6 separate regions of the Homo sapiens genome follow, and regions 2, 3, 4, 5 and 6 are each linked to region 1. Evidence: chromatin loops called from intact Hi-C (ENCODE). Cell type or tissue: heart right ventricle. All regions are shown on one strand. Region 1 holds the start of TBX20 (T-box transcription factor 20). Region 2 has its middle 170 kb from the start of HERPUD2. Region 3 has its middle 160 kb from the start of HERPUD2. Region 4 holds the start of LOC105375230 (a long non-coding RNA gene). Region 5 has its middle 170 kb from the start of TBX20. Region 6 has its middle 160 kb from the start of TBX20.

Region 1 (4,000 bases):
AGGTCTAGACTAACCATAACATTCCCCGACCTTCCAAAATCCCCACTTCTTGAGGGAAATCTTTCTTTCTGGACAAATCCTAAGCATTTGATATAGGAAAGGAATCAGTGTGTGCCTTCCACTCAATACAAAGAAATGTCACTTACATTGAGAAGGTGTGTCTGGGGAGAGACAGGTTGGGGCGGGGGACTTTAATAACCAAAAAAGGGGTCTGGATTGGGTCTGGGTTGTCCAAAACCAGCAAAAAATTTAAGAATAGAAACGGATCCTCAGATGCATCCTGCGGTTTAATCTGAAAGCCCTCTGCTTGCCAGCCGTCGTTAACTCTACTCTGGCTCTTCAGCTAACAGCCCAGCCACAGCTGCAGGGCCAGGGGCTGATGAGGGTCGGGGCCCGGAGTGTGAGTCCTGCCCTTCCGTCTGCTTCTAGCCGCTGAGGTGGACTGGGGGGAGATGCGCGCTCTGCCACGTCGGGCCCTGTTTTTCTCTCTCAAACGCACATGGAGACCGGCTAGAAGACAGCGTAAATTCCTTCCAGCACCAAAGTCTATGGTTTTACGAATTTCCTCAAACATTTATAAATCGACACTTCGAACTTCGATAGTGATATGAGAATGCATTTTTTAGTCACCTTCATCCAGCACCTTGTTAAAAACTATTGACACACGATGACCAAGACAGGCTGAAATCACGACTCTTCCAGATGTCATCATTTTGTTCACACAAACGTTTTCGACAGCTATTTTAACTTGCCGTTTTCCCTCACAAATTTATTTCAGGAGTAGGGGGTGGTGCAGTGAAAAGTTGGAGTTTTAAAAATTATTATTATTATTTTAATTTTAAGACCCACGAAGAGGCTTCTAATAGCCAGACCGACTGGCTGGAAAAGAGAACAAATATTTACATATACAGCTTGAGTGTGTATGTCAGCCTGAGTTTACACGGCTCCAAGCGAAGCGGATTACCCTGCGAATTCGGAGAATTTGAGTTATTCAGGCTGAGCAGGGCTAACAGGACGCCCTCCAACAAGGCCGTGGGAAGTCCTCGTCACAGCCGCCTTTGTAAAACCAGAGGGGTCTGTGTCCGCTTAGTCCGGGCGCTACCATAAGGTTCGCACTCTCCCACTACGCGTCGCGTGGTTACCGTAGAGCTCCGCGCCCTGACCTTCGCCTTCTCTTCGGCAGCCGTCCCATTTTCCAGGGTCCCTCTAGGGAAAATAGGAGCCCCAGGCTAGAGACGCACTGGTGAGGAGCAGAAGCCACGGTTCTGAGAGCAGCATCCTTTGCCAAATGCCCGCAGCTCTCGCTAAGCTTATCTTTTTCAGGGCTGCATTTGCTCAGCCCCACTGTCAAAGAGATCAAATTTGGGACCATCGAATGAGAGTCCCAGCCCTGGGATCTGCCCCGAGTATGGACCTGGCCAGTTGGCGCCGGCTCAGAGGCGCCGGATTCTACTGAGCGCTTCCCTACTTTCTTTTGGAACTTTGAGCGCAGGTAAGAAAAAGAATGGAAAAAGCGAGAACTCCCGAGGCTTCCACTGGTCTGGTCATAGCTTCCCCAACTGGGCCATGCCCGGATCTCGGGCGTTAGGCCGCGGTGATGTGTCCTCTCCCGACAGCGCGCACCGCCCTCCCGCCCGGGGCTGTGAGACCAGGTGGGGATGTCCATGGCTGCTGCGTCAGCCTAGTGGTGGCACCCTTTTCCCTGAACCTGTGCTGGGGTACCGAACAGCCGGGGCGACAGGCCACGCGGGCGCCGCACCCTGGGCGCGCCCTCCGCGCCCGGCCCGCGGCCCCGCCCCCGGCGGCGGAATCAGGAAGCGGTGACGTGAGACGGCGCTGACTGGCTGCGGGCCTCCGGGATCGCCGCCGCCAGCAAATTAAGGCGCAGGGCAGCGAGCGCCAGGGCTCACTGTCCGTAGTTCCGCGCCGCGCTCCCCACGCCAGCGTCCTAGCAGCCGCGCTCGGCTGGTGGCCACCTCAGCCTGGGACATCCCGGCTGTCCCCAGCCCCAGAGGGAGGAAGGACGCGGAGGGGATGCTCCAGGACCCCAGGACTTTGTGCAGTTGATGCTCGTTTCCGCCTTCGGGCTGTGCAGACTGTCGTCCTGCCGAGCGCCCCGGGGCGTGCGCACCCGCCGTAGTGCTCGGTGGGCCCTCTCCTCTCCGGCTGCCTTCGAAGTCTCTGCGGCTCTGGGGCTTTGCGGTGGGGAATAGAGGCCAGTGTGCAGCTCTGGAGTCGTTGGAGCTGACACTTCTGGAGTCCCTGGCCCCGCTGTGACTGCTCTCGGAAACTTTGAGCTGTGTTTCGGGTCTTTGTCTCCCTTGGGGAATCTGGACGGCAGTTCGGACGACCCCGTCCCTGGCCAGGACCGCGTGCTGGGGACCATGGAGTTCACGGCGTCCCCCAAGCCCCAACTCTCCTCTCGGGCCAACGCCTTCTCCATTGCCGCGCTCATGTCGAGCGGCGGCTCTAAGGAGAAGGAGGCGACGGAGAACACAATCAAACCCCTGGGTAAGTTGGGCTACCCGGCTGTCCGCCGAGGACTGGGGATGCTGCGCATCCGTCTGTGCCCCTGGCTGCAGGCGGCTCGCAGCAACGTCTGATGCTCAAGCCATGAGCCATACATCGCGGGTGGGAGATCTTTTTCTTTTGGGTCCAAGTTTTCTTTGGAGGCTTCAGTCTGTTGAATGCTGTGAATGTGCATCTTATATCTGGGCCCGTCGGTCTCCTAAGTTGTCTAGAATCCATATATCAGATCAGACATATGGTGTGTGTGTATGTTTGTTGGGTTAAAAACATTCATGGAAAAATAATAATAAAACCCCTTTTAAGGCTCAACAGGATTTACTGTGCATGTAACACCTGCTTGTGCGTTTGAAACGGAGACGCTAAAGGACTTCATAAGAAACCAGTTTAATTTTGGTTTTCCTCTGACTTGAATAGACAAAACAGAGCAAGCTCTTTGAAACCACTGTAAAGCAGAATAAGCCAGTTCTCCCTACACGAACCATTTTATTCACTGAAGCTCTAGACTTATCACCAAGACATCATTTTATAACTGTCGTCATTTTCAGTTGAGGTTGGCAAAAACACTAACCAGTAACCATTTCTCAAATTCCTCTACTTTTAGTTATGTTGTTTGTTTAACAACCTTTACCATTTATAGAAGACACTAGGCTAGGAGTAAAGGGAGAACAGGGATTATGTTCTTCTTAACACTAGTGAATTACATGGAAAAGAACCACCCCAAGATAAATATTTAAGAATCTCTTTACAACTGAGGGAAAAAGAAGTGTTCTCATCATTGCCTCGTGGATCCCCAGGAAATAATTGTTACACAGCCTGATCGTCTGGTATCACTACAATGTGAAAATCAGATAGCAAACTTAAGTTAATTTTTCTTTTTTAACCCTCCCCAATTTTTCCTTTCTTCTCTCTGTCCTTCCCACACTTAACATATCACATCCAAAATAATGATAACATGAAAAAAAGGAAGTGTTAGAGATCAAAAATAAGGTGTTTGGGCTTAAAGATGAGAGAAGTAAAATTCCTGTAGCTACTTGAAACCAAGGAAAAAGAAACTAGTAGATCTGTAGAAAACAGAATGTCAAAAAAAAAAAAAAATCTGTCCTCTAAGTTTTCACCCCCTTCCCCTGGTTCTTCCCACCCACCTCCCATCTAAATCTAAACCTGCCAAAGAATGGAGACAATCAATCAAACAAAATCCAATTGTTTAGAAAAATATAACTAACAATTTCAAAGTTATATTGTGCGACTTCTCAACATTATACATTGCTGTTTAGGGGCCCCTGAATTCTTTGTAAACATCTCAGCTTGTTACATAGCAGGAAAAGAGGATTCCCGACAGAAGTGTAGACAGCAAATTGGGAAACATGCCAGCCCCAGCTGCACTGTCATTTCAACATTGCTTCCTTCTCTCTTTATTTTTCTGAGAAAAGCCACCTTATATCGAAAATTCTAAATCTTGAACTTTAAAGCC
Region 2 (4,000 bases), 270 kb before region 1:
AGCAGAGTCTTAGGCTGTCTGTGAGGGATCCTCACTTGGGGCAAGATGTGCTGATTCTTTCCAAGCAGGACACACTTTGGTTTTAATCCTTAGTCTCAGTGGACACTTTTAAAAAACATGTATTCATTTTCCTATTTTGGCAAATAGATTATATGTAGAATATAATGAATGAATTTTAATCCCTTAAAAATTCTCTTTGGGTTATCTTATGATTCAATAAGTTTCCTGAAATTAAAATCCTACATAAATATGTATTAACTTAATACATATTAAGGTATAATATAGTAAAGCACGTTTAATTTTATTAAGGCGTAACACAGTAAATCTAATTATTATAAATTTAATCAAGACATAACATAGTAAAAGTATGTCAGTTGTGCCAGTCTTAAGTACTGGATTGTAAACTAAGTCATCACTTGTGCAACCACCACTCAGATTGAGCTATGGGACAGCTGAGCATTCCAGAAGTTTTCCTCATGCCCCTTTCCAATCTATCACCCCAGCTCCAAGGTAACCACTCTTCTGACTTCCATTTATGAATGGTAAAAGATATTTAGACTTGAACGTTTTTCTCCAGAAAGTGTCTTGTCGTCTGTAATTGTCTTGTTTTAGAGCCAAAGTCATCTTGTGAGTTTTATGGCTTTTGACACTAAGAGCCATGTTGCTTTTCCACAACTACAGGAATAAGTGGTGCTTTGAGGTTTTGGGATTTGAATGTTCTTTCCAGCTTTTATTTGGCTGTATCTGTGTTACCGTTGATCTGGCTACATAAGAATGCTGGAATTCAAGGTTTTTCTGTAGATTCTTCAGCTAGATGATCCAAGATAATACAAGTAAGCCCCTCTTCTGACAATAGGTTTTAATATTAAAACATATATTTTATTTATTTATTCTATAAAGGATTTAAGATAACTTATACAGAAAAATAAAATATGTCATAGTGGGAACACAAAATAGATGTAAAAGAAGAAAGAAAACAAAACAAGGCATAGAATGGGTTAAGAGCCCTCCAAATGATAAGTACCATTTTGAGATTCTTCATATTTGGATTTCCAGATAATACTGTAACCTTTATTAACTTATTTAATTATAAACTATCAATCATCAAGATAATTGAAGTTTGTCTTAAATGCACAAATGGCTTAGAGAAAATGTTCTTATAGAAATAGACTAAATTTCTCTACAAATATTCTCAGATGGGAAGTGTTCAGAAGGCACTGATCCCACCTTCTGCTGAGTTGTTGGAAAAGACAAATGATAACTACTTTGGGTACAACTATCCCTCATAACAGAAGGCAACAGGCCCCTTTGCTTCTTGTTGGAAAATTCAACTTTAAATCTGGAAAGACCTCTGTTACGAATGGAATGTTTCTCCCTTCCAAAACTCATGTTGAAACTCAGTCCCCAGTGGGGCAGTATTGAGAGGTGGGACATTTAAGAGGCAATTGGGTCATGAGTGAATTAATCCATTCATGGGTTAATGAATTAATGGGTTAATGGATTAATGGGTTATCGTGGGAGGAGAACTAGTGGCTTTATAATGAGAGGAAGAGAGACCTGAGTTAGCACATCAGCATGCTCAGCCCCCCAGCATGTAACAGCTGGCACCATCCGGGGATTCTTCAGAGAGTCCCCATCAGCAAGAATACTCGCCAGATGAGGCCCCTCAGTCTGAGAATCCTCAGCTTCCATAACTGTAAGAAATACATTTCTTTTCCTTATAAGTTCCCCAGTTTCAGGCACTGAGTTATAAGCAACAGAAAATGGACTAAGACAACCTCTTAATCAGAATTCCTCATAAGATGATCTTTGAGATTTTTCATACTTGGAAATGCTGCTCCCACTCTTGTGGGTTGCTGGGAACAGGGGACGGTCTGTCATCCTCATCATGCTATACCTGGCATGTATCATAGTGTCTGGTATGTACCAGGCCTCTGGTGAATAGTGTTGGATGTTGGGTGAAGGCAGGCTCCTCATTCCTTGCAACAAGAGGAGCCGGGAGGGATCTGCCCCAGCACATTGCTCTTCACCCTCACCCCTGAGAGCTCTGTGAGAGACTTCTCATCAACATGAACACATTTGTGCACATCTGTTACTAAGCACATTAACGTGCTTCTCATTTTGTTTTTTATCACAAAATGTGGTCCAACAGACAGAGTTCTTATGACATAAATGCTATTGCCCTAACTTTTTTTGGAGAAATACCTGTTGTTCCAAATACTACACAAAATACATATCTGGGAAATCATTGTGAAGTTTCAGTTGCTCTAATAAAGAGCTTCCAAACTTTTGGTGTAGAATGTCCTGTAATCATCTTTCAGTTCCTTTGCTCACCCGCTCCTCGCAGCTCTTGTTGTGCAGTACCAAACATCTCCTGTAGATGGCTCTACCTCCCTATTATCGCCTTGTCTCCGGAAGCGGCTGCCAAGTCTTTCGGCTCCCGTGGTAGTTCTACTGGAGTTTGAGCCAGGGGCTGTGAAATGTAGCTCCAAACCTCACTGGCCTAAGTGTTAGTGGATGCTATTCATGCAGAAGGGTAAGCCATGGACATTTAAATAAGGGGAGGCCGGAAAAGGTCCACTTGGTGGGATGTCCTGATGGGTGGCATGGTCTAACCTCAACAGAGATGCACCGAGGTGAAGTAACTCTGGGTAAAGCTGTAGACTCTGTGCTCTCTTTGGAGCATCACAAAACGTTTAAAAGCTCTGAGAAGTTCTGTAGGAAGAAATCTGGTTAACTTTGCTTAACTCGGAATTTTATGAACTCAGGACCTGCTCATACCAAATCAAACGGTATTCTGTGGAATAAAACTCCTGGAGGTGATGTCTACAAGATTTCTGAGGTTTGGGACAAGAAGCTGGGGCTTCTTTCCTTTTCTGGGGTGAAAGAAGGGTGTGGCAGAGGCTGCCCACCTTTGGCAACTCTGCCGAGTGGCCAGGGATCATAAGGGGTGTGTGTGTGTGTGTGTGTGTGTGTGTGGCTTGCCCAACACAATTTTGTGGAAATTGCCCAATCCACCTAAAGTTTGGAAAAAAGAAAATCCCATTTATTGGGTGCCTTATCTGTGCCAGGCACAGGGCTAGATTCTTTTATATGTTACTAATATATTCTTTATGTCATCTTCTGCATAGATACAATCTCCACTTCACAAATGAGAAGACTGAGGAACAAAGTGATAGGGTAACTTGCTTCAGTTTGCAAGATTTAAACTTGTCAGCCCATAAGCCCCTTACTTTGTATCTTGCTGTGTTTTCAATACATCCTACTAGAGAATTATTGAGAGCGTTTTAGTAGGGAGGTAATTCAGATTTATTTCACTGCAACAGCCTGTAGAGATGTACGAAAGAAATGCAGGAGACCCAGGGAAAAATCCCAGCAGTGCCACTTCCTGGCGGTTTAGCCTTGGCCAAGTTGTTGAACATTTTTGAGTTCTGATCACCTCTTCCATAAAATAAGAATTTCTTATGGAGGATTAATTAGAACTAACAGTATGGACTAAATACACCATCAGTGCTCCAAACCATCTGTGTAGTTGGATAAGCCAGTTCTTGGCATCTCCACTAGCCACAGGCAAGTGTGGCCACTCACATTCTCTGTGGGGCTCTGAAGCATTAGGCGTGGAAGCCAGTCCTGGGGTGACAGAACTCAGGTGGTCTCTTTTCACAACCCCTGAGGGTGTCGGAGCCTTGGATGCTCGCCAGAAGCAGCTCAGAAAATAAACCCAAAGTAGTGTCTCAGTTATCAGAAGTCAGAGCTAAATTTAGGATACAGCTGTGAAAGTGAATGCTTAACAGGCTCTGTGGAGTAGGGCTAGCAATTATCTGGCAAATTTGATTAATGTGGACAGGCTATGCAGATAATTTTTTCAGTTCTCAGCCAAATAGCCCCTCTTTCTCCTGAATATTTTTCTTCCCCAAACCATCATGAACCTCACCTCTGGGATCCTTCTCATATTCATTGTCTTCATTTGCATGGGTTTTCTTTTGTGGGAATTATTAAA
Region 3 (4,000 bases), 280 kb before region 1:
CATGCCACGAAGGGTGGCAGCAGAAGCAGCTGCCATGCTGTTTCTGGCTGAATAAACCAGACTTAAAAGCTGGAACTTGATAGAGCCCCTGTAGTTGAGTGTTATTGAATATTCAATTATTTATTAGATTTACCATCGCCACGCACAGGACCAGTGCCATCCTGAAGATGTCAGAGCCACCCACACTTCACAAAGTGAGGGGAAAAGTGGTGCCGTGGGTTAGAGTTTCTGTGGGACTCTAGTCTGGTACTGGACCCCCTGAAAAGAAGGTTCTGGCATCACGGTTGTTTGAGGAAAAGGCACCTGCCCCAACCCCCTCACAGGGCTCTGAATACACATTAGCTTTGAAAGACGAGAATCCCCACCATCAGGGCCTCTGTGGATGTCTGTTCACTGTGATTACCTCCTCACCTTTATCTGCTGATAGAAGCCCACGTTTGACGCACATTTATTAACATCCCAAGACAGTGCTGTTCCCAGAATACCTTTGGCAAATGATGTTTTTGGCCATTCAGTCTATTCATCTGTGTAGAAAGAACCTTGCTTTCATATTATCGGGCCTGGTTTCAACAAACAGACATATACTGAATCTCTACCGTGTCAGCCACTGAGTGATGTGCAGAGTGTAGGGGATGGGACAGAGGGTGTGAGGGGCTCTGTCTGGTGGGAGCTCCCTGGAGGGAGGTGTTGTAAGTACAGTGTACTGGTGAGGCAGGTGCTATAATGGACAGGCAGGGTATATAGAGTAGTAGCTAGGAGTACAGGCTTTGCCATCAGAAACCCCTGGGTTCAAATCCCAGCCCCGCTTCTTCACAGCTGTGAGCTGTGACTCATCCCCTTTGTCTTCCTTTGTGAAATGTGGGTGATCTCCCTTTTACAGTTGCTCTGAGATGAGGGAGAGGACATGGTTAAAGCACTTCCACAAGGTTCAACTCAGAGCAGGTACCCCATAAACATGGCTATTATTCTTGTGGAATGCCACAGCAACTGTGGGGTAGAAGATGAACAAAACCCAACCTGGAATGTTCAACCCTGGCAGGGCTTATGTTGGCCAAGTAAGAACATGAACATGTGCCATGAAGGTGCCCAAAGAACCTCCAACAGGGTGATCTGGCCCTTTAAGGAGGTCGGGGAGGGCTTCCCCAAGGAGATGTGACCAGGCGGACAGAGGAGGGAAGAGCATTTCAGGCTGAGGGCTCAGAGTGTACTAGACTCTTTGGAGGTGAAACCGAGGGTCCGAGCGGAGGTGGGTGGGCTGGAGAGCAGAAGAAAAGAGGCCGTGGAGTGAGGGAGGGGCTGGGAGGCAAGACCAGACCAGGAAGGGCCGCGGGGGTGGCTTTGGTTTCTGTCAGAGCAATGAAAGCCATGCGAAGGTTTCAGCAGAAAGCTTTGTTTGAATTTTACTACAGGGTGCTGTGGGAGGAAGGAGAGGTTGGGGGGGCCACCATGCTGTGCAGGGGCGAGCCAGGGAAGATGTCTTGGAGGCGCTGGCCTTGAAGATTGAGGGCAAATCTAGGGAAAGAGCATTCCAGTCTCTCTAGCCTCAACAGAGAACCACAGCACAGCAAAAGCTTGTTCCTCTGCCTGGATTCAAGCTGTCTGTTCCCACGGAGGGAGTATGTGCTGACTGGTTGGAATCGCAGTTCACCTTCCTATGGAAAGGATGGCTGTCAAGCAGTGACTTCTAAGGCAAGTTCTGAGAGCCTAGGCTTGGGTGGATGGTTGCCTGATGGTTCTCATTGTAGGAGAGGGCCGCATGGCATAGAGCAGGGAGCTTCCACCTTCCGGAACAACAGCTCGGCAACGTGTTGGCCCATTGGCAATTGGTCATTAGTAATTGCTAAAGGACCAACGGTTTGTGGACAATTCACTTGTCTTATAAATTAGCACATAGGCAAAGATTGCTGTATGATAATTGCACCCATGCACATGTGTTTCCCCTTCATCGTTCCAGAATAAGGGGTAAAGAGGGTGAAATGAGAAGTTCAGGGATGTGCATGATTTGCAGATTTTTAGACTTGCGGAGGCCTCAGGGAGCAATCTTACTGCTGAAACCTTATTTAGTTGTGTCAACTGCAGTTAGGGCTTGTGATTTCTGATACTGCTGGAAGTTTTATTTTCTTTTCAATTGTAACCTAGGGATACATTTTTCATAAGATGAAAGGAGGGCACAGCTGGTGGCCGAGGGAGGGAGCAGACCATCTGCCTGCAACTGTGGCTCTGGTCTGGGAAGGTCCTGTCCCTTGTGTTGCAGCCCACACACAGTTGAGAACCAAGGTGCTCCGTAGGGGCCCCAGGACTGGTGATTAGGAGGCTGAGCTCCTGGCCCATTTCTGCCCTATCCTTAAACAAACCACTTGTGCTCTCCAGGGCTCATGGACTCCGCAGAGGTTGTGTGAGGCCGCACTATAGACGCGCGAGTCGGTAAAAGGGCCATTGCCGCGCTGCCAGCACTAGGTGGCGCCAGTGCCCAGATGATCCGCACTGGCGGCGCGTGGTACCGCCCAGCGCTAAGGGCTGAGTCCGGATCAGTAAAACGAGCAGTCCTTAGCGTGAAGTTCGATAGGTGTCTGTCGCGGTGGTCTCTGCCTTCGGTCTGTCCCCTCCCCAGACCCCCCGCGTGCTCCCACTTCCCCTACACCCCGCACCTCTCATATGTTCCAGGCAGGGATGCGGCTCACCCGGCAATGCTCTGCCCCGGGGGGTGCTCGAGTCCTATCCCCCAACTCCGCCCCCCCGCCCCCCGCCCCGCCCTGCCGCGGGCCCAGAGTCAGCCTGGGCGGTCCTGAAAGCAGGTCCCCAGTCCGCACTTCTTTCTCCTTCGGGGTTTGGGTGTGTCTGTGGGCTTTGTTTTCCAGGTGTGTCTCAGTCCTCCAGTTCAGAAGGCGGTGGCTGGGAGGAAATGACCTTGGCCTTCTGGGGGTTCACTTGGCCTAGGGCCCTTAACATATCCTGCAGGTCCCCGGCTGTCATGTGCCCCTTATCGGAGTGACATGGGCAGGTTAGCCAGCCTCCTTGGGCCTTGTTTGGGGCCAGACTACATCTACTTTGCGGTGAGGATTTACTGAGGCAGCCTGTAAAAGGCCCCTTCCCAGTGCCTAGTTCAGAGCAGAGATCAATGAGTATCATTCATTCACTCACTCATTCACTCATGCCAGGATATGAGCAGTTCCCACCCTTACTCCGGGGTGTGCAGGGAAGGTGCCACCCACTAGACTTTCCTTTGGTGGCCTGGGAGAGTCTGACATCTCACGGGAGAGAGCGGCTCTGCTTCCTTCTCCACAGTTTGGGAAGGTGCTGCCGAGGCCTTAGCTGCCACGACGTCGTGTTTGGCTTGGCAATAGGGAGGATTTCTTGTCCTGGACTTGGCTTCTCTTCTGATTTCAGTCATGGGTTTGGGCCGTGCAGCCACTGGGAGCAGCGCCCTGTTGTCTAGAAGGTTGTTCTGTGTCCCATCTCCCACTGGCACACAGGCAGTCACTGCGGCAGGTCAAAGGGCCAGGGCCAGAGTCCCCAGGTTGCTGTGGCCTAACTATGAGAGTGTGCTCAATGCGAGGGATGGCTGACCTTTTAGACTGATTGGTTTCAGAACTGCAAATAATAGGAGTGATTCATGACCCTCTAGTGGACTCTGCTATCTGTAACTAGAACGTGGATTTGGGTAGGAGGAGCCCTTGGTTGGTGAAATAGAATCAAGCTCCTGTGTGTCTTGGGGTGGAGGTTGGAGGGGAGCCCCTGGCTGGTGCTGTCAGTCCTTGGTGGGCCTCAGAACTTGGCCCACCCAGTGGTGTCTCCAAACAGAAATGGAAACCCAGCTTCTTGCCTGGACTCTTTACCCTTACATTGGAGAGGCCCCCTGGGGGCCCAGCAGGGGAGATGGGTACAACCAGACCCACCACTCAAGACCATGGTGTCCCCATATGCTGTGAGGATTAGAAGAGATGGTACTTGGGATGGCTTCCGACCAGGTGCATGGTGTATAGGAGCTAATCAAGCAGCT
Region 4 (4,000 bases), 130 kb before region 1:
GAATCCCATGAGGTTGGAACTGGAAGAGGTCCTTACAATCATTCCTTCCCACCTAGAAGGAAAGAGACAGTACTCCTGAGGGAGGAGGGTGAATGCCAAAGGCCTCCCAGGATTAGGAGACCCTGCAGGGTCAGACGGAAAAACTGAAACAAGGCAGACCAGCCCAGGTACCCTCTGCACTTTACAGGGGGTGGGGGATGGTGGGGGGTCAGAAACCAGCATGGTCTCCCTTGGCCACTAACGGTGATGGAGGTGGCCCCTGACCCCACCCAGTGACCAGGCCCCGTAGTGGTGAAGGTATGGAATATGGCTGTTGAACCCATTCACCAGCCAGGACCCAAAGCCTGCCAGTGTGCAGCCACTCAGCTACAAGTCAAAGGGCATGGGGGCTTCTTTCAGACCCATGGCGTCTTTCCACAGAGGGCTATTTTAGCAAAAATCTTAGGCTCAACACTCTAGTGGAGGCCAAACTTTGATGAGAACAGGAAACTAGGGAAATATGGAGAAATTTTTTTGAACCCTCAAGAGGCCAAGTGTGAATGCTCTACAGCCTAGGCAGGATGGGGGCCGATTTGACACTGTGGCGTCCCCCTCATGGAGGAGAGCTGAGAGCAGGTCCATGCCCAGTTACCCAACTCCACCAACATGGGGTGCAGCCAGACATACATAGCAAATGATGAGGCTTGGGGCCAAGACCCTGAGCATCCAGTTGTACCCTCACTGTCCCTCTATAGGCCTCAAGCTCCTCACCTGTGAGAGGCCTATTGCTGGATGAGATGACACTGGGCGCCGTTTGCATTGCTTTGGATTTCAGACAGCTCTGCTAATAACCACACGGAATGGGAAGGTAATGCCAACGAAGGGGGAAAACTGGCCATCTAGACGTATATATCTATACATCTTCATGCACATTGATTTTTTTAAAAAGCTTGCACTTACCAAGAACCTACTCCAGACTGGGGATTTATGTAGGTTTTCTTATTATATCCTCACAAAGGCCACATGAGAAAATAGAAGCTGAGAGAGACAAATTTGCCCAAAGTTATAAAGCCAGCAGGGGCAGAGCCAGTGTTTGAAGCTGGGTCTATTTGTCCAAATTCCCCATTATGCTGTAAGACAAAGATAAGATAAATCAACCTTTCATTTATTAAGAAAAAGGCTCACAGACAACAAACTTCTGTGTACTCTCGCCTACTGATTATGTGTCTTTCCTCTAATCTCAGGGGTAGGGACCAATTTGGTAGCAAAAATTTCCTTTGCAATCATATTTGCAGGGCATGCCAAGGAAACTCAACACCTATTGGGTGGGTCAGTGGGCACTGGACGAGGCAGGAGATGGGCTTGCCTAGAGCCTCATTTCAGGCTCTTTCCTGCCATCTGGGCTCTTCCTGAGCATCTGTCCGCACCTTGGCCTGAGCTGGCCATCAGTGGCCAGGGTCCTTTGCTTCCTGGGTTCACAGGCCATCTCCAAGCACTGTTAATGAAATATGTTATCACAAGGAGCCTATTGCCAGGAAAGACCAGATGGACAATTTCAATGTTGATGTACAGTTTTGTAGGGGGAGTCACAAGAGAAGAGAGAGGGAGAGATGATCCCAGCCTCAGCGGTTCATGTGTGCACGTCCATTGACACCAGATGCCTGGTGCTTCCAATCTGTTTCCCGCTGTCACAGGGAGCTGGTGAAGAGCTACAGCTGCACCGCCGTCAACCTCAGCAAGGCCTGAGGAGCAGCCACATGGCTGGAATCAAGCACTCTGGGGACTGAGGAGGTGGGAGTTTGTGGGAGAATGTGGCTGTGGGGACCCTAGGGGAATGCTTCTAGCCCCAGATTCCAGTTTATCTTGGGTGGAAAAGGAGTTCCCCTCCAATGGCTCAGCCAAGAATGTTGATGTCACAGGGAAAGGGAATAGAGTTTGATTGTGTGTCACACAGAACTGGGAACAGGCTGCTTAGAAGGACGCCCTTATCAATTAGGTAATGTCTGCTAATGATTGAGAAACTGTGTTATGCAGTGCTCCAGCTGTTGATGTGTTAGCAAATATCTGCGAAGGGCAGGATACCTTGTGGGAAAATGTTTTCTTAGACAGGATCTTACTGGCTGGAGCCCTAAAACACTGTTGTATCCGACAGCATTACCAGGTATCCGAAACAGAGCAACATGGCAGACATGTGGACTGGGCATAGGAGGCAGCTGTGGTTGGGATTTTGGTTTCAATTCCAGGAAATAAAAATGTATTTGTGCAGAAATGATGCCTATAACCAAATTTTCTTCCCCCCTTGCCTTTCTTCCTTTTCCCTTTATTTACTCTTCTTTTCTCTCCCTCTCTTCCTTCCTCTTTTCCTCTTTCTTCTCTCTTCCCTCCTTCTCTTTCTCCATCCCTCCATCTCTCTCTCTTCCTCTCTTCCTCCTTTTCTTCCTCCCTCTTTTCCTCTTCCTCCCTTCCACTCTTTCTCCCCTTCATTTCTTCTCTCCCCTTTCCTCCCTCCCTGCCTTCATTTTTTTTTCCTGTTAACATACCAACATTTAATGATGTTCACAATGTATAAAACACTAGGTGAGGTGCTAGGCATACAAAGATAGTAACAGTGCTTGTCCTCAAGGGAATTATAGCTACAGAGACAAAAGGAACATGTAAATTGATGTATGTAAAACATGTGTGATAGAATACAATGGTAGAAGTATGTAGCTCTACTGTAGCCAATGCCTATACTTTAAAAATTGTTGTAATAGGTTTTATTTAATGTTTTCTGTCTTCTCTCCTATAAAAAATAACACATCATATTTCAGGGTGGAAAACTTAAAAGACAAACAAAGTGCTTCCAATCTCACCAATCAGTAATGGAAATGTCTGAAAGAAAATACATATGTACATGTCTACACATGTGTAGACATACACATATTTTTCAAAAATGAGTTATTGCTGTTTAGAGTGTAGTGTGCTGTTTTCACTGAACATATTGTTGGCATCTTTCAAGGTTAACAAATATAGATGTACCACATAAGTTTTATTGATTATATAGCAGTCCATCAAATAGAGGATTCATAATTAAGTTTACCAATCTCCTGTTGCCAAAAATCAGTGTTCTGTTCCCAATTTGGGGATATCATTTTTACAAAAACATGGCAAGCATCTTTGTAACTAAATATTTACATGTTTCTCAGATTATCTCCTTAGGATAATTCCTAGAAGTGTAATTCTAGTAGAATTATGTATACGTCTTATGACTTTTTGATACATAACCCCACTACACTCCAGAGAGTTTATATTAAAGAGTGATGTTATTCTTTAATGTTTTCCAATTCAATAGCTGAAAAAATATGTCATATATATGATATATATTTAAATAGGTATATGTTGAATGAATATATCTGCTACAACTAAAAAGCCTCAAATATTTTAAATTTTTGCATTTGACTTTTGAGATGACAATTTTATCAATTTTACTATTTATTGTTTTAGTCATATATTTTATATATTAGTCTTTAATATTTTATCACATATATTAGAAATATTTTCTTAATTTGTCATTTACCTTTTAGGGTTTTTCCCCCTGTATAGAAGTTTTAATGTGAGGCAGTCGATCAATTATTTTCTTTATGGTTGCTGCTTTTGATACCAGATTTATAGACTATTTTCTACTGTAAGGTAATATAAATGTTTACATATGCTTTATTCTTATACTTTATCTGAAATTAATTTAGAATTTGTTATCACTAAGGATGTAGCATTGATCTTTCCAAATCATTAACCAGTTGTGAGGTATTATGATCAAGTGTATACTTAAAATTTGAAAAATCTATAATTATATTATGTTTCCCATTTTTAATGTTATTTATTTAATTTTTTAAAAATTAGGTTTTTAAATATTTGTTGGTCTTTTCAAATAATCAGCTCAGAATTATTTCTCAACTTTATTATTCTAAAATTATTAATTTCTGCCTTGATCTTTATTAAATTTTCCTTTCTTTTATTCTATTTTTAAATTTGTATAGCTTAA
Region 5 (4,000 bases), 170 kb before region 1:
CCTAACTTCACCATTTTTTTCAGACATCACCCAAGGTTGACATTTTATGCAGATAATCACAAATTATACTTTTCCAACAGACAAAACAAGACCAAGATAGAAAAGAAAATCACTCAATCATCCAACCTAAGTACTCCAGCCTTAGTCCATAGTAAAATAAGAAATACTACATGGATACTACCTGAACATGGAGGAAGGCTAACTACATGTTTTCTTAATTATTTGCATTTCATGAAGGCTACTTGCCTAGGATCAATGTGGATGGCTATTGAGAAAATATTAAAGACACTGAGATGAGCAAAGAGGGTGAGTCCTCTCTTTGGAAAGAGATGGGAGCCTCACATAATTTGTCACGCCCTCTGCAGTGTTCACTCTTCCTATCAGGTGCATACTTCCCTGGAATCAGTCAAAGCCTCAGGGGGTAGGGGGAGGTAGCGGAATACTGTTCTTTCCTCCTCCAGTCTCTCCCCTGCTCTGTGTCATCTCCTCCTCACTCTGTCACCCAAGGACCTAATGCCCCACTTCACCCTTCAACTGAACAAACCTAATCTCTAGAAAGGTACTTCTTCTGTATCCCACATTTTAGCCTTAGAAAACCAGCCCCACCTTGTCCTATTGGAATGAAGTTAGCTTTTACAAACCTCAGCAGTTCCTGAGTAATCTACTGCATGTCCCTTGTCCTGACAAAGGATTTCTCAGACATAGCTGAGAGGTGTGTTTTCTTTTATCGGCAAGAAAACTTACTTATTTTTTCTCTGATGCCCTTTGATTTATTTCCATTGAACACCTATAAACAATTCACCACCTCAATGCTAAGCACATTTATAGACTAATTCAGTATTTCTGAGGCCTTTTGTAGGCATCTCATATCTGCTCCTTGAGTAACAGAGGCAGCTGGGGCAGATTAAATGCAGTAATTCCTGTGAAATAAATTAGAATTTCTTGGATTCCCTATGAGTACAAATTATTTTGCTCTATCTTGTTATTTTAAAGGAAATAGTAAATGTCCTATTTGTGTGGCACCTGTGGATTTTTTTCTCAAAGGAGAAGGTGCAGATACACCTGAGTGCTGCCTTCTCTGTTTTACTACTCAAAGCATAAACATTGAAGACTTTTTAAAGACAGTCAATAAAGAACAATAGTTTAGTGTGCTGACATATGCTTTTTGCTTGTTTGTTTTGAGACAGGATCTTGCTCTGTCATTCAGACTGGAGTGCAGTGGTGAGATCTCAGCTCACTGCAACTTCCATCTCCCAGACTCAGTTGATTCTTGTGCCTCCACCACCTAAGTAACTGAGACTACAGGTGTGCACCACCATGCCTGGCTAATTTTTTTGATGTTTTTTGTTGAGACAGGGTCTTACTATGTGTCCCAGACTGGTCTTGGCTTCCCGGGCTCAAGTGATCCATCTGCCTTGGCCTCCCAAAGGCTGAAATTACAGCTATGAGCGTGCCCAACTGTAAACTGATATATGTTATTAGAATCTGCACCATATCCAAATGAACTTTAATTTTCTTCCACTCTTCAAGTTTGGAGGAAGAAACACATCATTTTTATTGCTGGTGTCAATTTTTAAGAAAAAAATTTCACTTTAACAAAACCAGGATTTTAAGATGAAAACAAAGTAGAATCAAACAAAAAGAAACAACAATTGCCACCCAGCTCCCCCGCTCAAGGAAAAACACCTGTGCCGTTGCTCAGCCACAGGATCAGTCCAGGCCTCCTGTGGCCACTAGCTGCAGTGGTTGGTTGTGTGCACTGCACTGCCCTCTGCTGGGTGGGCCAGCTCACATCTTACTTTTTTTTTTTTTTTTTTTTAATTGTGGTAAGAGTGCTAAACAAGAGATCTACCCTCTTGACAGATTTTTAAGTGCACAATACAGTATTGTTAACTATGGGCACAAAATTGTTCAGCAGATCTCTAGAACAAATTCATCTCATATAACTGAAATTTTATACCAGTTGAACAGCAACTCCCTGTTTCCCCCTTCTCCCACCCCCTGACAACCACCATTCTACTTACTGTCTGTTTCTATTAATCTGACTACTTTAGACACCTAATATGAATGAAGTCATGCAGTTTTTTCCCTTCCGCGGCAGGCTTATTTCACTTGGCATAACGTCCTACTGGTTCATCCATGTTGTTGCATATAGCAGAGTTTCCTTCTTTTTTAAAGCTGAATAATATTTCGTTGTATGGATATACCACATTGTCTTTGTCCATTTATCTGTCAGTGAACATTTAGGTTGTTTCCACATCTTGGCTATTGTGAACAGTACTGCAATGAACACAAAGGCTCACATCTTAATTCCATCTCCTCTGAGGCTTTTATCTGGAGTGGCCCATTTGATCTCTGCATTTGCCACTGTAGAGCCTGGGGCTTTGTAGTGGGACTAGGAGCTCCCATATACCCTATATCCATAAAAGTATGCTGCATTGCTTGTCAGGGCAAGGACCCTCCCTCTACCCTCCACCCAAGGATGAGACAGAAAGGGAGAGGACTTCAGCAATATTCATTATTGCTGATGAAGGTCACTGGGGTTGTAAAAGAAGGAGAAAGACTAAGACCGAGAAAGTCTGATGAGGGTTATGCTGGAGGTATTTGGGAGTGACAAGAAGGGAAGTATAATTTCAGAGGCCTGGCAATAAAGCACTGGAGAAAGGATATTTGGAAAATAACATTGGAAAGGGGCCCTTCATATCAAGCCACGAGAACAGGGCAGTAGATATACCCTGCTACCTCCTTGCTGGACAAGTATGTACCACAAATGAATCAGGCAAGTCCTTAAGGAATATCTAATCTACAGGGAAAACGAAACATGTGGACAGAAAACTCTATTCCAAGGTAGAAGTTTGTGTTGCCAGGGAGCCATGATTAATGTGTTCTCAGAGTTTAGAAGAGGAGAAAGCCCATGTGGCTGGGGGAGGATAGGAGAGGCCTCGTGGTGAAAGTAGGATTTTAGTGCAGACTTGATGAGCAAGGAAGACTGGATATGGAGAAGACCAGTCTTTAAAAGCTGTTTAGTTCTCATTTTAGTTCCTTAAAAAGCAAACTTTCAAGGGTAGATAGAGGGTGTGGGGAGGGAGAGGTCTAACCTCACTTTCTGAAATGGAATTTTCATGTAATAACCAATAGATCCTTTCACTGTAAAGATTTATGTCAAAATAAACATATGTAGTGGTAACTTTTGAAATTAGCTTCTCCAAATCAGTCTTAGATTTAAATAATTTAGAGGAACACGGATGTTATGGGCTGATGTGTGTCACTTGCCCCAAATTCCTGTGTTGAAGTCCTAACCCCCAGTACCTCAGAATATGGCTGTATTTGGAGATAGGGTCTTTAAAGAGGTGATTAAGGTAGAATGAGGTTTTATGGGTGGGCTCTAATCCAATATGACAAGTGTCCTCATAAGAACAGGAGATCAGGACACAGACTGAGGGGCAACGATGTTAGGACCGCAAACTGGGGAGAGAAGCCGCAGAAGCTATCAACCCTGCCAGCACCTCAGTTTTGGACTTCCAGCCTCCAGAACTGTGAGAAAATATATTTCTGTTATTGAAGCCACCCAGTCAGTGGTACTTTGTTATGGCGGCCCTGGCAAACCAATACAATAGGCATTACGGATTCATAAAACACAAAAACTTACTCCTGCGTTAAAGCTGGGAAACAATAGGCTCAGCCCTAGGAACAATCACTTGGATATTCCAAATGAGTATTTTCTTAAATAACAGGGCAGTCTGGATTGTCTTCCAAGTTGTTTGATTAAACATAGTAATATGTCCAACCAGAAAACCCCTAGCCATATTACAACAAACTAGTTGCTAGGATTTCTGTGTGATTGAAACTCTTTGACTTTTCAACCCATTGTTACTGCACGCGGAGACATACTCACTGTTCACCCTGGACTGCCAGATGATGTACTCTGTGTGAGTGTCAAGACTATTTTTACTATTGAATGTCACCTTTTGTGGCAGTCCATGTTTCTAGTTGCAAAGCA
Region 6 (4,000 bases), 160 kb before region 1:
GCCTGCCCAGCCCTGGGTGGGTAGGAGACCACCCCCTTGCCTCTCTAGCTTTTCATGGTGTTGAGAGACTGGACCCTGAAAAGCCAAGTGGGCATGAGGAAAACCTTCCCAAACTCAGGGCAGTGGAGATGACTTGTTTGAGAGGCCTCCCTACTTGTCTATGAACGCACAGGTGCTAACCATGAAAAGAACTCAAAAATTCTGGTAATATTGGCACTCAAAGTGGGAAATGAAGGAACTTTGTTGGGACAGGGGGTGGATGATGGAGAGGACAGGGTTTCAGTTATCCGCCAGGCTGGTCCTGTTGGCAAACACATACTAATAATCCTATCTATGAATAAAAAGCAGTTGGAAAAATATGTGAGGAGGCCTTAATGATAGTAAAAGATCCTGAATTTTTATTCTTCCTTCCCTCATCCCCTAATACAAATTCTCAACTTTCTTAGAGACAGCCTCTGGGTAAATAATTAATTACTTTGGCATTATTTTTACTCATAATAATATCAGTGATAATAATTATATTTTCTTTCTTTATAAGAAAAGGCTTGCAGGTTTTTGCTGAGGGAAGAAATTGTAAAAATTTTTGCATGATGGTTTTTTCTATTTAAAGAACTGAATGAAATCTTTAAGGACGTTATCTGTATTTGACTTCCTTCCTAAGTTCTGAGGACCAAATCCTAGAATAAATGACAGTTAACATCTGCTTAGCTTAAGATGACACTTGGAAGGCTTAACAATCTCTCTCAACTTATTGAGGTACCAATAATTTATATTAAATTGATTCACTTGGGCTTATACTTGAGTTTGATTTTTAGAAAATGCTGCCTTCATGTCAATCTCACTATGATTGATTTTGAAAGGCAGTCATGGTTCAATGAATGAGAAGGGAGAAGGTAAGAGGGAGGAAATCTCTAAGCCCTCCTTCTCTTCTAACTGAATCAAAATATACATGTATATTTTTAAAAATTAATTTTAAATTCACTGTTCACATTGACTCTAATGTCAACTATTGAAAACTTATTGTGTCCCTACTATTCTTGAAGATATCAAAAAAACATTCTTCACTGGGGAGAAAAGACTAACAGGAACAAACTTACTCAGTCCCTGAGCAAGGTTGTGTCATTAGGTGGCATATTGTTCAGTACAGTCACAGCTCAGTGGACATCCATGTGGGCTGAAGGCTGGGTGGAGACACAGGCCTTGAGGCTTGACTTGAGAGATGGAGAGAGTCATGCACAGCAGCCCAGGCAGGAAGACACATGGAAGAAGAAAATGCAGAAGCAGAAGAAAGATACCCTTGTGGCTCACTGGGAAGGCTGAGTCAGGTTCAGACTCCAATATAGGACCCCTATTTGGGAGACAGAATATGAAGCGAGGTGCGTCAGATGAGGCTGGGTTATGGTAGTGTTCACATCCAAGCCTGGAATGGCTGTTGCACATCACCATTCCTTTGTCCACAAAGACATCCACAATGGGTCATGACACTCCATGTCCTCTGTAGCTCTTCAGGTAGCCACTGCCAGCCAATTGAGCAGATTTGGCCTTCAAGATGAAATCTATTCTCTAATCCCATCTCAGGCAACATATTTAGGAAATGGAGAGATAGCGAGTGAAGAATAGATGAATGAAGAAGACAGGGGTCCCTAAACTTCCCACTTACTGTTGATTTCAACCTTTCCTAACACATTTACGTTTTAAGTGGGAGCTGGACACGATGGAAGATCACTGGACTGGAGATCCTAGGGCTTACATTAAAGCTCCATTTCTGCCACTAACTTCCCCCAGTCTGTGCCTCATTTTCGTTATCTGTAAAATGAAAAGATTGAAATAGATGATGGATAAGATGTGTCCTGACATTGCCTTTTGAGAGTCCTACAAATGCCAACAGAAAAGAAGCCAGGCTGAGCTTTGCAGGGGTCTCCTCTAGGAAGAGATGGAGGCTGGTACAAGCACAGCCAAGCCATGGAGGGGAAGAGGAAGCCAAGGTTCTGGCTGACCCACACCCTAAGTTAACAGCTCCTGGATAACTGAGAGCAAGCAGCATCAGTCACTGTTTGTGTTGGATGATCCATATGGCACGGAACATGTAGTTTAGGCGCCTTGAGGTCTCTCAGTAGGAAGTCGATGAAAGGCCTCATCTGGAAACAGCTTCTCTAAGGATCAAGGCAAGTGGGAAAAGTTTGTGTATCCTTGTTTGCCTCCCTCTGGATTACCCTGGCCCTGTCCTCAGCTTCACGTGGCCAGTTTGGCAGATGTCCCCACCCAAAGGCACTTCACAACAAAGCAGCCTTTCTCACCGATGACGTCTCCTACCTCCAGCTTGCCTGCTTCATTGGCCTCTAAGGGATGCATTTTGGAGACATGAGATGAGGCAGGATGAGGTCATGGCTCCATGCAAAAGGACAGGAAGACCGTGCCTTCCTTCATGCATGGAGCTGCACACCCTCATCCATGGAGGTTATTACCCCATATGCCGACAGCAAAAGATCAGCTCTGGCAGCCAGCTTGCCAGCGGCTCTGTTGAAACTTCAAGAATGCAGATAAGGCTGAGCAGCTTGGAGCCATGGTATTTGAATGTCTAGCTAGGCATTTTGCAGGCCTGGCTTGGCTTAATTTATTAATTTATTTGTATTCCCACCAGGACATGACAAGACTCTGTGCTTCCCTCTTGAAATGTGCCTTTTCTCAAGGTCCCTGCATGTCCATTCAGGGGCTGAGTATGCAAGGTCTACAAGGTCTGATGGAGAGGTCTACATGGCAGGAATAACATCTGTCTTTCAATTTGTTGCTTTTTAGAAAGCTCTTTGCATGGATGCTAAACAAAATACTTGTCTACTGTCACTTTTAAAGTACTTCTTGGAAACACATGGCTAGAGACAATGAAGGGGAAAACTAACTATTATTTACCGATATTTTGCATCTCTTAGTTCTAGGATACACAGAAGTCCATGACTAGAAATGAGGAGCTGGGACTCAAATGAGCCGAACTTGTTTCTGTCCCTCTCTTGAGTTGGGCTTTGTCACATCCATGCACCCATTAATTGATTCTTCCATCCTTCTGTCCATCTGTCTGTTTAGCCATGCATCTGTCCATCCATCCACTTTCTCATTCAACTGTCTGATACTTATTGCCTCCTCTGTGCCCAGCACCGAGGTTGCCATGGTGAATGAGACAACTTTCACCTTCACAAGCCCATGGCTGGAGGGGGCAGGTGTTTATGGGGAACTCTGTTGCTGGAGATTCTCTGGAGTTGTTGAGCTGCAGGTACAACTGGTTTTCTGCAGGCAGGATGGACTCTGCCTGGGTGTGCACTGCTTGCTGCTCAGAGCTTCTGATCTTTTAACAAATGAGGAAATGTTTCTTGTGGCCATGGAGCTTTCTATTCTACCTTCAGGATTTTTATATCTAATTTAGGAAAGAGACTAAAAGAGTAGGGAACATAGCTGAAGTCTTACTGACCCCTCTGTCTCTCACTATGGTGGAGAGAGGCATTGGTTTGGAGCTGTCCAGCTGGGCACTTGCCCTGATATCTGAGCCTTAGTTTCTCTTTCCCTAAACGCCAAGTGATAACATTCATTCTTCTGTGTCATTGTTGTGAGGACTGCATGAGATGAAGTGCACTGAGTCCTTAGCATAAGGCCTGCAATGTTATAAGCCTTCAGCAGATGGGAGTGCGTATTCTCATTAAACCTGACAGTGGGTTAGAACAGAGCTCTCTCACTTTCACAAGGGCTGTTAGTGGCTGTCAGTAACTAAGATTTGGACTTTATTTTACATTTCTTCACAAAATTGAGGTCCTCACCATGCTGTCACACAATAACAAGCAATCAGGCAGGGTTTCAAGCAAAGTAATGATTATCTTTTCCCTAATAACTTTCAGGTAGGACCTCAATTACTCTGTAATGAACATTAGTGTTCTTTGTCCCTGTCTGTGTGTCTCTGTGTAGGTATGTTTGTGTGTGTGTGTGTGTATGTGTAGGTGGATATGTATTTGCAGGA

The links. Peaks named below come from ENCODE experiments on the same cell type or tissue, not always from the same donor. Only the 100,000 strongest peaks of a DNase experiment are listed, where the experiment ranks them.
Region 2: a loop joins it to region 1, with 2.5 times the contacts of the local background. A loop is called at or near these places in 9 of 110 quality-filtered maps.
Region 3: it touches region 1 in a loop (2.4-fold over the local background); 8 of 110 quality-filtered maps call a loop at or near these places.
Region 4: it touches region 1 in a loop (4-fold over the local background); 17 of 110 quality-filtered maps call a loop at or near these places.
Region 5: a loop joins it to region 1, with 3 times the contacts of the local background. A loop is called at or near these places in 23 of 110 quality-filtered maps.
Region 6: it touches region 1 in a loop (3-fold over the local background); 24 of 110 quality-filtered maps call a loop at or near these places.

What each region holds. Positions count from the first base shown.
Region 1 is chr7:35,252,005-35,256,004 of GRCh38, reverse strand. TBX20 (T-box transcription factor 20) reads left to right here and starts at 1,905. Exons shown (of 8, transcript NM_001077653.2): 1 at 1,905-2,511. The coding sequence starts at 2,385. RefSeq lists an enhancer at 2,408-2,984. In heart right ventricle, no CTCF peak of the experiment used is centred here; DNase peaks (open chromatin) are centred at 1,211, 1,814 and 3,912; H3K4me3 peaks cover 4,000 bases; H3K27ac peaks cover 4,000 bases; H3K27me3 peaks cover 816 bases.
Region 2 is chr7:35,518,796-35,522,795 of GRCh38, reverse strand. No RefSeq gene overlaps it. Among named protein-coding and RNA genes, the nearest start is that of HERPUD2, 170 kb to the left of the region's middle. In heart right ventricle, CTCF peaks have their summits at 2,174 and 2,373 (motif pointing right); a DNase peak (open chromatin) is centred at 2,425; H3K27ac peaks cover 1,045 bases.
Region 3 is chr7:35,536,063-35,540,062 of GRCh38, reverse strand. No RefSeq gene overlaps it. Among named protein-coding and RNA genes, the nearest start is that of HERPUD2, 160 kb to the left of the region's middle. RefSeq lists a silencer at 2,451-2,520. In heart right ventricle, CTCF peaks have their summits at 2,247 and 2,459 (motif pointing right); a DNase peak (open chromatin) is centred at 2,452; H3K4me3 peaks cover 570 bases; H3K27me3 peaks cover 289 bases.
Region 4 is chr7:35,382,893-35,386,892 of GRCh38, reverse strand. LOC105375230 (a long non-coding RNA gene) reads right to left here and starts at 1,845. Exons shown (of 3, transcript XR_927168.3): 1 at 1,407-1,845; 2 at 940-1,109; 3 at 1-52. RefSeq lists an enhancer at 1-2,191. In heart right ventricle, no CTCF peak of the experiment used is centred here; a DNase peak (open chromatin) is centred at 1,722; H3K27ac peaks cover 2,757 bases.
Region 5 is chr7:35,422,832-35,426,831 of GRCh38, reverse strand. No RefSeq gene overlaps it. Among named protein-coding and RNA genes, the nearest start is that of TBX20, 170 kb to the right of the region's middle. In heart right ventricle, CTCF peaks have their summits at 1,560 and 1,764 (motif pointing left); a DNase peak (open chromatin) is centred at 1,757; H3K27ac peaks cover 403 bases.
Region 6 is chr7:35,413,949-35,417,948 of GRCh38, reverse strand. No RefSeq gene overlaps it. Among named protein-coding and RNA genes, the nearest start is that of TBX20, 160 kb to the right of the region's middle. RefSeq lists an enhancer at 1,341-2,759. In heart right ventricle, no CTCF peak of the experiment used is centred here; a DNase peak (open chromatin) is centred at 2,288; H3K27ac peaks cover 3,799 bases.